Regions from separate parts of the Homo sapiens genome. Here region 1 is linked to region 2. The links are chromatin contacts, found by Hi-C or POLR2A ChIA-PET in ENCODE. All regions are on one chromosome and are shown on one strand. The core of a region is the stretch at or near the end of the contact, and the rest is flanking DNA. Distances in the headings are between cores, read along the strand shown. Region 1 has its middle 50 kb from the start of TJP1. Region 2 overlaps TJP1 (tight junction protein 1).

Region 1 (4,904 bases), core at 598-3,097, 66 kb after region 2:
GAACGATATCCTTTCCCCTGTCTTTCTTTCTTTCTTTCTTTTTTTTTTTTTTTTTTTTTTTTTTTTTGAGACAGAGTCTCACTCTGTTGCCCAGGCTGGAGTGCAGTGGCGCGATCTCGGCTCACTGCAACCTCCACCTCCCTGGTTCAAGTGATTCTCCTGCCTCAGCCTCCCGAGTAGGTGGGATTATAAGTGCCCACCACCACGTCTGGCTAATTTTTTTGTATTTTTAGTACAGATGGGGTTTCACCATGTTGGCCAGACTCACCATGTTGGCCAGACTGGTCTCGAACTCCTGACCTCAGGCAATCCACCACCCCGCCCCCCACCGCCCAGCCTCCCAAAGTGCTGGGATTACAGGCGTGAGCCACTGTGCCTGTCCCTTTCCTCTTTCTAATATCACATTTATATAGCCCAGAGCAGAGGCTCAAAATAACATTAGATGGATGAACAAATAAATTACTGAATGTGTAAATCAGATAAACTAGCTAGCTAGAAGTACTAGTGGGCAGGTTAAAGACAGGATGGAATCATAGGTAAATGGTTAAGAAAAAAAAGAGAAAGGGATCCAAGAGTTTAGAATAGTTTTCTAATAAATTTAAGGTTAGTCCTGTGTGTAAAAACTATCTTTATATTAAGTATGCAAAATTATCTTATAATACACAGAGGAACCGGAGCAGACAATAATGAATGTCAGGCATTTAGCAAGCTGGGTTAGATTTGATGAAACCGAAAACTCTTAAGCTTGGAAACTAGCTTGTTAAATAACAATGTTCCTGTAAACAGGCAGGCTAGATTTATTGTGCCCCTGGGAAATTCTCTGGAATGAACACAGAAAATGCTTCTGTTGATTAGCCTTTTTAGCTTGCGGGTGAGTGTTGACCTAAAAGGGAAAGGCTTGCCCTCCAGATTTTACATAATGTGCCCTTATCAATTCCTGTCAGGAGAACTGTCCCTGCAGGGATGTTAGGAAGACTAACGATTCTGCCTCAGTAACACAACCTGTGCTCCCAGGAGCCTGCTGCGAAACAGCAGCTTATCTCTTACACCTGCTTATGGACTAGAAAGACCAATTTTAAACAGAGGGCCAATGCAAAGAGAAGAGAAGATAAAGGACATTAATAAAGCTAACAAGTTGATTGATATATTCAAAGAGAGGAAACCGAGGCCGAGCATGTGTGATCACTGGCCCAAGGTCACGAGGGAACTGGCGGCCAGCCCCAGGACACAGAGGGCTTCCCTCCTCCAGCCACCTCCTCAACGCTAGCTGGAGAGCAGGGAGGAGGCATTTCCCAGAGGCAAGCTCTGAATACTCCGCTGTGTTCTCACTGGACAAAGGAAAGGAAAGATACTCCTCTAAAGACGGCACTGAACACTCACTTAGAGACGGTAACAGAAGCCTCTGTCAGCAACTCAAGGCTCATTTAACCAACTTTTGGGATATTACCCACACAGTCCTAAAAACGTATGCAAAGCAGGAAGTGAGATAAAAGAGACCTCAAAAATTCTGAGAGTAACTATAAAATTAGACATATTAATAAACGTGCAAACGTTATAAAATGGGAAAATATATACAGTTGGTTTTTCCGGCTGTGGTAGCTAATCAAAAATGACATCTCCTTCCAGCTCCCCTCACTCCCACCATGCCCTCGTGGGCAAAACCTGCTATGATTTGCCCGTGTAGCCCCCTCTCTGTGAACGTAGGAGAAGCGAAGCCATTGGCTTTCTGAGACTTGCTCATCAGAAGCCTTGCTGCTGCCACCTGCGCCTCTGGGAAAGCTTGCCGTGGGAGAGGCGCAACCGCCTGGAGAGGCCTTCCTATGAGGAAGTGCGTTAGTCACGTAGGAGACGGCCCCAGCTGGCCCGGCCACCCAGCTGAGGCGCCAAGCTGCACGTGAAAAAGCCGTCTTGGGCATACAGCCCCACTGGGCATTCCCGTGAGTCCAGCCCTAACGTCATCGGACTGCAGCCCCAAGAGAGACCCGAGGGAGAACTGCCCACTCACAGAACCAAGAGGGAGAATGATCAACAATCCACAAAGTTTCTTGCAAAGCAACAGATAACTGAACCATTGGCTAGCCAAGCTGTACAAAAGCATTAAAATAGATTTATTGCCATAAGACATGAGAAGTATAAACAAAAAAAAGTTACTAAACAATTACAGAGCGCCTATGCCTCTTCTTTGAATGGAAGGCCTTAGAAATACTTCCATATTTTCTGAGGTATTTTGAAGGAGTACAGGTCTGAACACACAGCACACAGCTGTCAGAAGGAAGGCCAGGCATTTACACAGGGTGGGCTGTGGAAGAAGAAACCTCGTAGGCAGCGGGGGACACAATGGTGACTGCAGGAAGGCCTATGAGGCTGTCAGCTGGAAGACTCCTTGATACCATTTCATTACCAGTCCAAAACACAGTCAGCTCTGCTTGTTTTTTCTCTTACAAACTCTAGTATGCTGTAGGGTTAGAGAGGTACTTATATTGTAAGCATACATGTGCAAATAACTGTGCTAGATTATGTGGCAACCTGATTTTCCCTAGATTTGTCATCTTATATTTCAATCAGACATGATGATGAAGAGCCTTGAACTCAAATTCAAATTTAAAACAAAGATGAAAGCACAGACTAGAACAGAAAATCAAAAACACAATTCAAGGATAGTATAACAAAAACATATTTCAGATACTGAAGAAAGCTGGTCCTTTGCAATAGACCATGTTCCACGGAGGTCTGCCCTCTGACAAGCCGAGGGCCTTAAGGCACATAACCTCTTTGAGACTTGAGATCTTCAGAATTGTTTTGAAACTATTTCTTCATTGGGAAGAAAAAATGGTTCTGTGATCCTCAATGGTGGTGAAGTTCTAGGTAAGAGCTTTAAGCGAAACGATGGAAAAAAGCAAGAACTAGGAGCTGGTACGTTAGAAGCATCTACTGCATTCAAACCCTGCATTAGGCCCCTTCATACAAACCTCCTTTAGTCCTCGTCATGGCCCTGCACCAAGGGCTTGGTGTCCCCTCTTTGGAGAAGCCACCACACAGAAAGGTCCAGTCACCAGCAAGAGGTCGTGCGGCACGTCCACTCTGAGTGAGTCTCACAGGGGATCTCAAATGCCCTCTTTCACTCTGCAAGGTATTACCTGCACTGTGGGCTCAGCATTCCAGAGATACGCATGGGAATAGGGCCAGGTCCCTGCCTCCAAGAGCTGACAGAAGGCTGGAACAAACACACATGTGCACGCACCATTCATTTCCACAGAAAGTCATTTTTGGATTCAAAGCTGCGTTTGAAATGGGTCTTGCAGGATGAATGGGATTTCACAGATGAAAACTGGTAGAAGAAAACTGCATAGGCTCATGGATTCATTCAGCAAGCACACACACAAAGGCCTGCTGTGGGTGAAGGGCAAATTCTGTCCCTGAAGGGCAGAGTGAGTGCTGGGAGCTTCAAGCATTTCTTTTGAGGTCCGTTTAGCAAAAGAATTTCTTATTAAATAGACAACTCACTTTATATTTTGTCACATACACTAAACACTTGTGGGAAATTCTCTCTGCCATTCAGATTTTAAAAAATTGATTCTGGATATTAGCTGTTCCCAAATTCAAAGGCGACATCCCTCACAGCAAAAACCTAACACAGGTCCTGGAAACCGACAAGGCCCTGCTGCAGGAGCTCACACTCCTGCGGTCCCTACTCCCAGGGATCAAGCCTGGCTGCTACAACTCTGTGTGCAAGAGCAAACTGTTTCTTGTGATGAGTCAGTTTCTTTTTTGAATCAAAACAGAAATGTTAAGAAAATATGGAGAGCTATTCTTTTATGATCAAGACAATTTTTGCTATGCTTTATATTCTTTTACAGTTTCCTATTTTAATATTCTCATCTGGTAGATTTCAAGCACTGACCTCTCCCTTTCTTTCAACAAGGGTATAAGAAGACAGACTCCACTTGCTCAGACTAGGCATGGGGCTTTATGGCCTTTGGGATTTCTTAGGGGAGACTTGAGACTTGAGAGCTGGAGAACTGTCAAGCTAATGATGTACCCCTTTTCCTTGCCATTTCAACACGAACAGGTATTTCTCTCCAAATCTAGAAATCCTTCTGTAAATGGAACGGCAGATCATTATTTTGCATTTTGCTGAGAACAAGAAGTACGTGAGATATTGCACAAAGTACAGCATGAGGCATAGCTTTTACCCAACAGGCTCAAAACTCTAAATTAAAAGAAAACAAAGGGACAGAAAGAAAAGCAGTTTTCTTCTCTTCCACCTCCTCCTCCTCTCGCCTGAAATGTACCACCCACGGGGAGTTGCACAGCTTAGGGCTTAGGCAGAGATGATATTCCATGTACTTTTTCAGGTTTCCCATTTAAGGCTGTCACCACCATTAAGCCAAATGACAGTAACGGAGGTGCGGTCACATTAATAACATGAGGGCTGTTCTAGGGCAAGATAGGGCCTGCGTCATGGCTTCCTCTATCCCTGAGAAGGAGGGTGACAGAAGAGAACGCCTGCAGGGTGACAGTAAAGGAGTGTATCAGGGATGGGGTTGCAGAGCACTGTGCAGTCCCCACTGTGGGCTGTCGGAGTCAATCAGGCACTCGGCTCATTGGAACTTCTGTCCCCTCAGCAGTAAGGGCGGAGGGCAAACCTTGCAAACGACACATCTTAGTTGGAGGACATGATTGGGGCTGGCATCATCAACCATATGAGATGAGCCTACAACAGACAGCAGTCAGAGACAATACCCCGGGTTAAAAAAGGAATCTACCCCATTATGAAATAGAAGAAACCTCAGCAAGTTGTTGTCTATGTTCTCTGAGCTGATAAAATGGTATTACCATGAACTAAGGGTAGCTAGTCCCTCAAAATCCATGCTAATGAAATTCTCTAAGTCCAGAAAAATGAG
Region 2 (4,475 bases), core at 851-3,350:
TGTTTTATCTTCCTGCTTTCCTTTCTCCATTCCCCATCAGAACAAACTGGCAATGTATTTTAAACTATATTCACAAAATCTCATTCCTATTTGACATTTCGAATACAGACAGTCCCTGACTTAGGATGGGTCAACTTGATTTTCTGACTTTACGATGGTACCCATACAACCATTGTTTTTCATTTCCACTACAGTATTCAAGAAATTATATGAGATATTCAACACTTTATTGTGAAGTAAGCTTTTGTGTTAGATAATTTTGCCCAACTATATACTAATGTAAGTGTTCTGAGCATGGTTAAGGTAGGCTGGGCTAAGCTTATGATACTGGGTAGGTTGGGTGTATTAAATGCATTTTTGACGTAAAGTATTTTCAACTTACGATGAGTTTAATCAGGACATTGTTCTAAGTGAGCTGAGAAGCATCTGTATCTGTTTTTCCACTTGGCTTTTAGGAAAATCAAATAATGCTTAAGAGGATTAATGTTCTTATTGTTAATTATAAAAAATGTTTATTCTCCTGTTAGTAAGCAATCTATACATTAAGGTCTTAATGTACAGTCTCCAGGAGGAGTGCAATAAGAGAAACTTGCTTTGTACAAGGGAGAAGACTAAAATACTAAAACATAATTGCTCTCACCATTCCACATCAAAATCAATATAGTTTTTCTTTGGAGGACTGGAAAAGTCCACATCTCAAAAAACTTCTCTGTTAAACATCAATTATAGCTTGATTTATCTGAAGGAAGACCTATGTAGAAGAAAGTAATTGAGAATGAAACATCAAAAGAAGTGGTTAGGCTCTTGACCAGCCACTAAACCAACTTAATCCATAATATAAGTGAGTTACTATGTTTTACCACTCCTTATCTTTAAAAAAAAAAAACAAAAAACAGAAAAATATATTCCTAGTTTAAATGATGGACCATGTCATCTCTCTCCATTCTCTAGCCTTTCATTTGCTTCTGTGGCAAAAGTAGCAAATTCTATCCATGGTTGTTTATATAACCAGGCAGTACTGATGAGGAGTTCTGAATGAGGAATGGAAGGATGAACAAACACGTAAATATGTAATAATGCAAATACAGTAAAATGATAATGGTAGAATCTTAGTGGTTGGGATTCAGGTAACCATGGCAGACTGCTTTCAATCTTGTTACGTGTTTGAAAGTGATCATAATAAAATGCTGAGGAAAAACTAAGAAATCCTTCTAGTAAATCACTCAGAAATCAAAGCTAAAATTGATATGAGACATTTTTAGTACCAGTAAATTTATTAACCACTATTTTAATGAGCATTCCATAAAGAAAAAATGTTCACTAATGACTGAGAATTTTGATGCATTAGAAAAGCAAGGGGTGTGGAGGTTCCTTTGGAAGAATACCTAAGAAACGCATGGCTTCTGGAGTGGAGAAAGGAAAACCAGGTAGGAGGAGTCTCACTTTTCACTGGGAGCCCTTTGTACTTTTAATTACATTCATCTATTACTTATCAAATTATTTTTAAAACTTAATATCCTTATTGTAAACTTGCTTGTCATTTTCTCATTTCAAACATGCACAAGGGATAACTGCATAACTTGCACAAAAAGCTTCTGGTAAATTACCAGTCTCAGGTTCAAGACATTTAGGCTTGTAGGAGACCAAGGGGAAAATGTATTACTCCTCTAAGCATGATTCTAGCACTACCATTCCCTAGTAACTCAGACAGATGCTGGTAAACAGGAAATGAACTAGACCAGGCATAAGGAGACCAGAGCCGAAAGGTATCATCAACTAGAAACGTGATCTTAATTTTCCTCACCTACACAATTAGGGAAATGGGTGAAATTATCTCAAATGAAAAGACTTTTCTAGCTCCAAAATTCTATCAGACTATAATTCCAATGAACAGGCTACAAATTCAATAATTAGTGAAGCACTGCAGGCATCAAAAGTGACTGCAATTCATGGTTGCTGGATTCTGAGTTCTGCGCACATTTCTAAGTCAGCATCAACTGACTAGAATCACAATTTCTGAAGAAGCAAAAAGCTGTATTTCACAATCTGCCAAGAGTTTGTTTAGTTTCTTTGTTCTAAGCTCCAGCTGGCAAAGACACTACTCAGATCACCAACTCTGAAGGGCTTCCTGCCAAAACTTCAGATCCCAGTTCTAGGCAGTTTCACTGTCCTTCAGGACTGATTACTGAATGGGGAAAGATAGGAGGGCACAATAACTGAAAAGACAGGATGAGCCTATAACTGGGAGAAGAACAAATCCAAAAGAGAAGATATAAAGTATACTCCAAATGAAGAACTCCTTAACATTATCTAAATACACAGCCAGTTAAATTTTACTAACCTTATGGCTGTAATTTCAAAACCAATCCATGTATCATTCATTCATTCATTCATTCAACAAACATGTATCAGACATGGTAAGTGTTGGGGAGGCCAAAAAAAGGTCCCTCTCCCTCCCTAGGGGCTCAAAGAAGCAGCTGAGAACACTAAATGGTATTTAGGTTGGTGCAAAAATAACTGCAGCTTTTGCCATTAAAATGGCATCAAAAGATATGAGCTTTTTGCACCAAAATAAATAACTTTTGCACCACATAGATAAGAGCTGTTATGGAAGATGCAAAAGGACTGTGTCTGCTGTGAAGATCAGAGATCTGTTCCCTGAGACAGCAACGTTTTGAGTTCATCAAGCTTGAAGGATGTCCAGGAAAAAAGTGGAGAAAGATGTTTCAGAAGAAACAGCATGTCAGCAAGATTGTGTGATGCTACACATGACGCTGGCTTTGATATGACTAAGTTGTACAATTTATGGAACAAGGAGAGAGTAAAAGGAGAGAAGGTGCAAGGGTACCAGATCACAACAGGCTTTATAATATAATGCCAAGGACTTTAAACTCAAATGGAAGACACTAAAGAATTTTCGACGATCAAATGATATAAGAATTCATCCTGAAGGCTGTAATGGGAAAATGATTTGAGAAAGGGAAACCAGTTAGAAAGTTAGTGAGAAGTGTGGGTGGAGTTCAAAATGGCTCTTGAGTAGTCAACCAAGTAGCAGTGCTGAAGTCAAAAGGAAAAGATGTAATTACCCAAGGACTAAGATAACCCTGTGGACAACCAAAGGAATTTGAGAAGAAGCAGACAATGAGGATACATGAAAACCAATGGAGCTAATACAAAACACTACTTACTGTCCAGAGAATACACCAAAGCTTAAGATCCCTCAATTTTTTAGATCAATACACCTCATTTATCTGACATCATAAAATAATAAAATTTCCACAAATCTTCAAGGAACACCCTTTCTTGATGACATGCAGTTCCCCATTAGGAAAACCAATAGTAAAGGTATTAAGAACACTCTGTGAACCCTCCAAGTTCCTTCTGTGAGCAAAGCTGCTACACTGAACGGCTTCTCATTCCTTCTGAACTCCAAAGTGTTTCTGTTTTGGTCTTTTTGGCTTTTTTCCATCCAAATTGAAAGCAAGATCATCTATGGAGATGAGGTTGAGCCAGGAACTTAAGGAGAAGGACAAGGTAGGTTTCAGTGAATAAAACAGATGACCCCTGCCCTTCAATGAAGTTTCAATTACATAATTTCAAATTGTGATCACTGCAACACAAATGAAGTACAAAGGGAATAGTGCTACATGTTAAAAGGTAAGGCAAAATATGTATATTTGGACTGATCTGATGGGCCGTCATTTAAATTCCCAAAATAGAAATGTCCAGGAGGTAGTAAAAAAGATCACTCTAAAATAAAATGAAGAAGGGTCCTAACGATATTCAGGGATTCAACAAACTTCATGAATAGAAGATAAAAATTCAGGAAACATAAGAATTAAAATAATGATCAAAATAAGAAGGCAGCAACCATAGGATAAAAGTCTCAATAGAAATTTAGTAAATTTAGCATCCAACACCCCACTGTATTCAACACTGGTTAAATTTACAAATGTATCACTGTGTCCATCCCTTGGTTAACAGTTTAGGAAACAAATGATGAGATGGATATGATTAGGAAATATTAGTCGGAAAGACAGACACAGTGAACCTGTAATTTTCTGGTTGATCAAAGCTGAAGGTCTGCTAAAAACATTAAGTTCACAGATAAGCTGCTACATTAGCTATAAAGTAAGAGTGAAAGAACATCAGCTTAAAAGTTACCATTATGTGTACATTAAATATTGAGAAAATCTCAGTAGGGACAGTTACAAATATTCTTGGAAACTTAAAATCTAGAGTGCTTTCAAGTTATCAAAAATAAAACTATTTTTAGGTATAGCATCTTCTAAAGGTTGAAGATAGATACAAAGATCTCTCACAATTTATTCAGGTAGACAGGAGGAGGAAGGGAATGGCATAGCAGAGATGAAGAGAGAGTGACAGTCCTCTGAGTATATCTTTTTGCATAACTCTCTTTCTTAGACCACAGTATTGTTTCATGACATTACCCTTCACAGATCAAAAAATTAAAC

Evidence for each region. A loop is a pair of places that touch in the nucleus more often than their neighbours do. ChIA-PET counts read pairs that join two places held with the same protein, here RNA polymerase II (POLR2A). Pooled maps may share reads with other maps.
Region 1: a loop to region 2 is called in a map of CD8-positive, alpha-beta T cell, with 2.0 times the contacts of the local background. The contact joins two enhancer-like sites. A Hi-C loop is called at or near these places in 3 of 168 maps with a recorded cell type or tissue (CD8-positive, alpha-beta T cell, Panc1 and ascending aorta) and 2 of 50 pooled maps. POLR2A ChIA-PET finds 5 or more read pairs at or near these places in 4 of 52 experiments (BJ, H1, WTC11 and 1 more).

The regions. Positions count from the first base shown.
Region 1 is chr15:29,869,758-29,874,661 of GRCh38, forward strand. It overlaps a transcript of TJP1 not described here. Among named protein-coding and RNA genes, the nearest start is that of TJP1, 50 kb to the left of the region's middle. RefSeq lists enhancers at 2,649-3,150, 3,151-3,650. Within about 2 kb of position 1,848, at least 15 of the 41 ENCODE cell types and tissues checked have a DNase peak (open chromatin) inside an H3K27ac peak, as active enhancers do.
Region 2 is chr15:29,803,156-29,807,630 of GRCh38, forward strand. The region is part of intron 1 of TJP1 (tight junction protein 1); the gene reads right to left. Among named protein-coding and RNA genes, the nearest start is that of TJP1, 17 kb to the right of the region's middle. Within about 2 kb of position 2,101, at least 2 of the 41 ENCODE cell types and tissues checked have a DNase peak (open chromatin) inside an H3K27ac peak, as active enhancers do.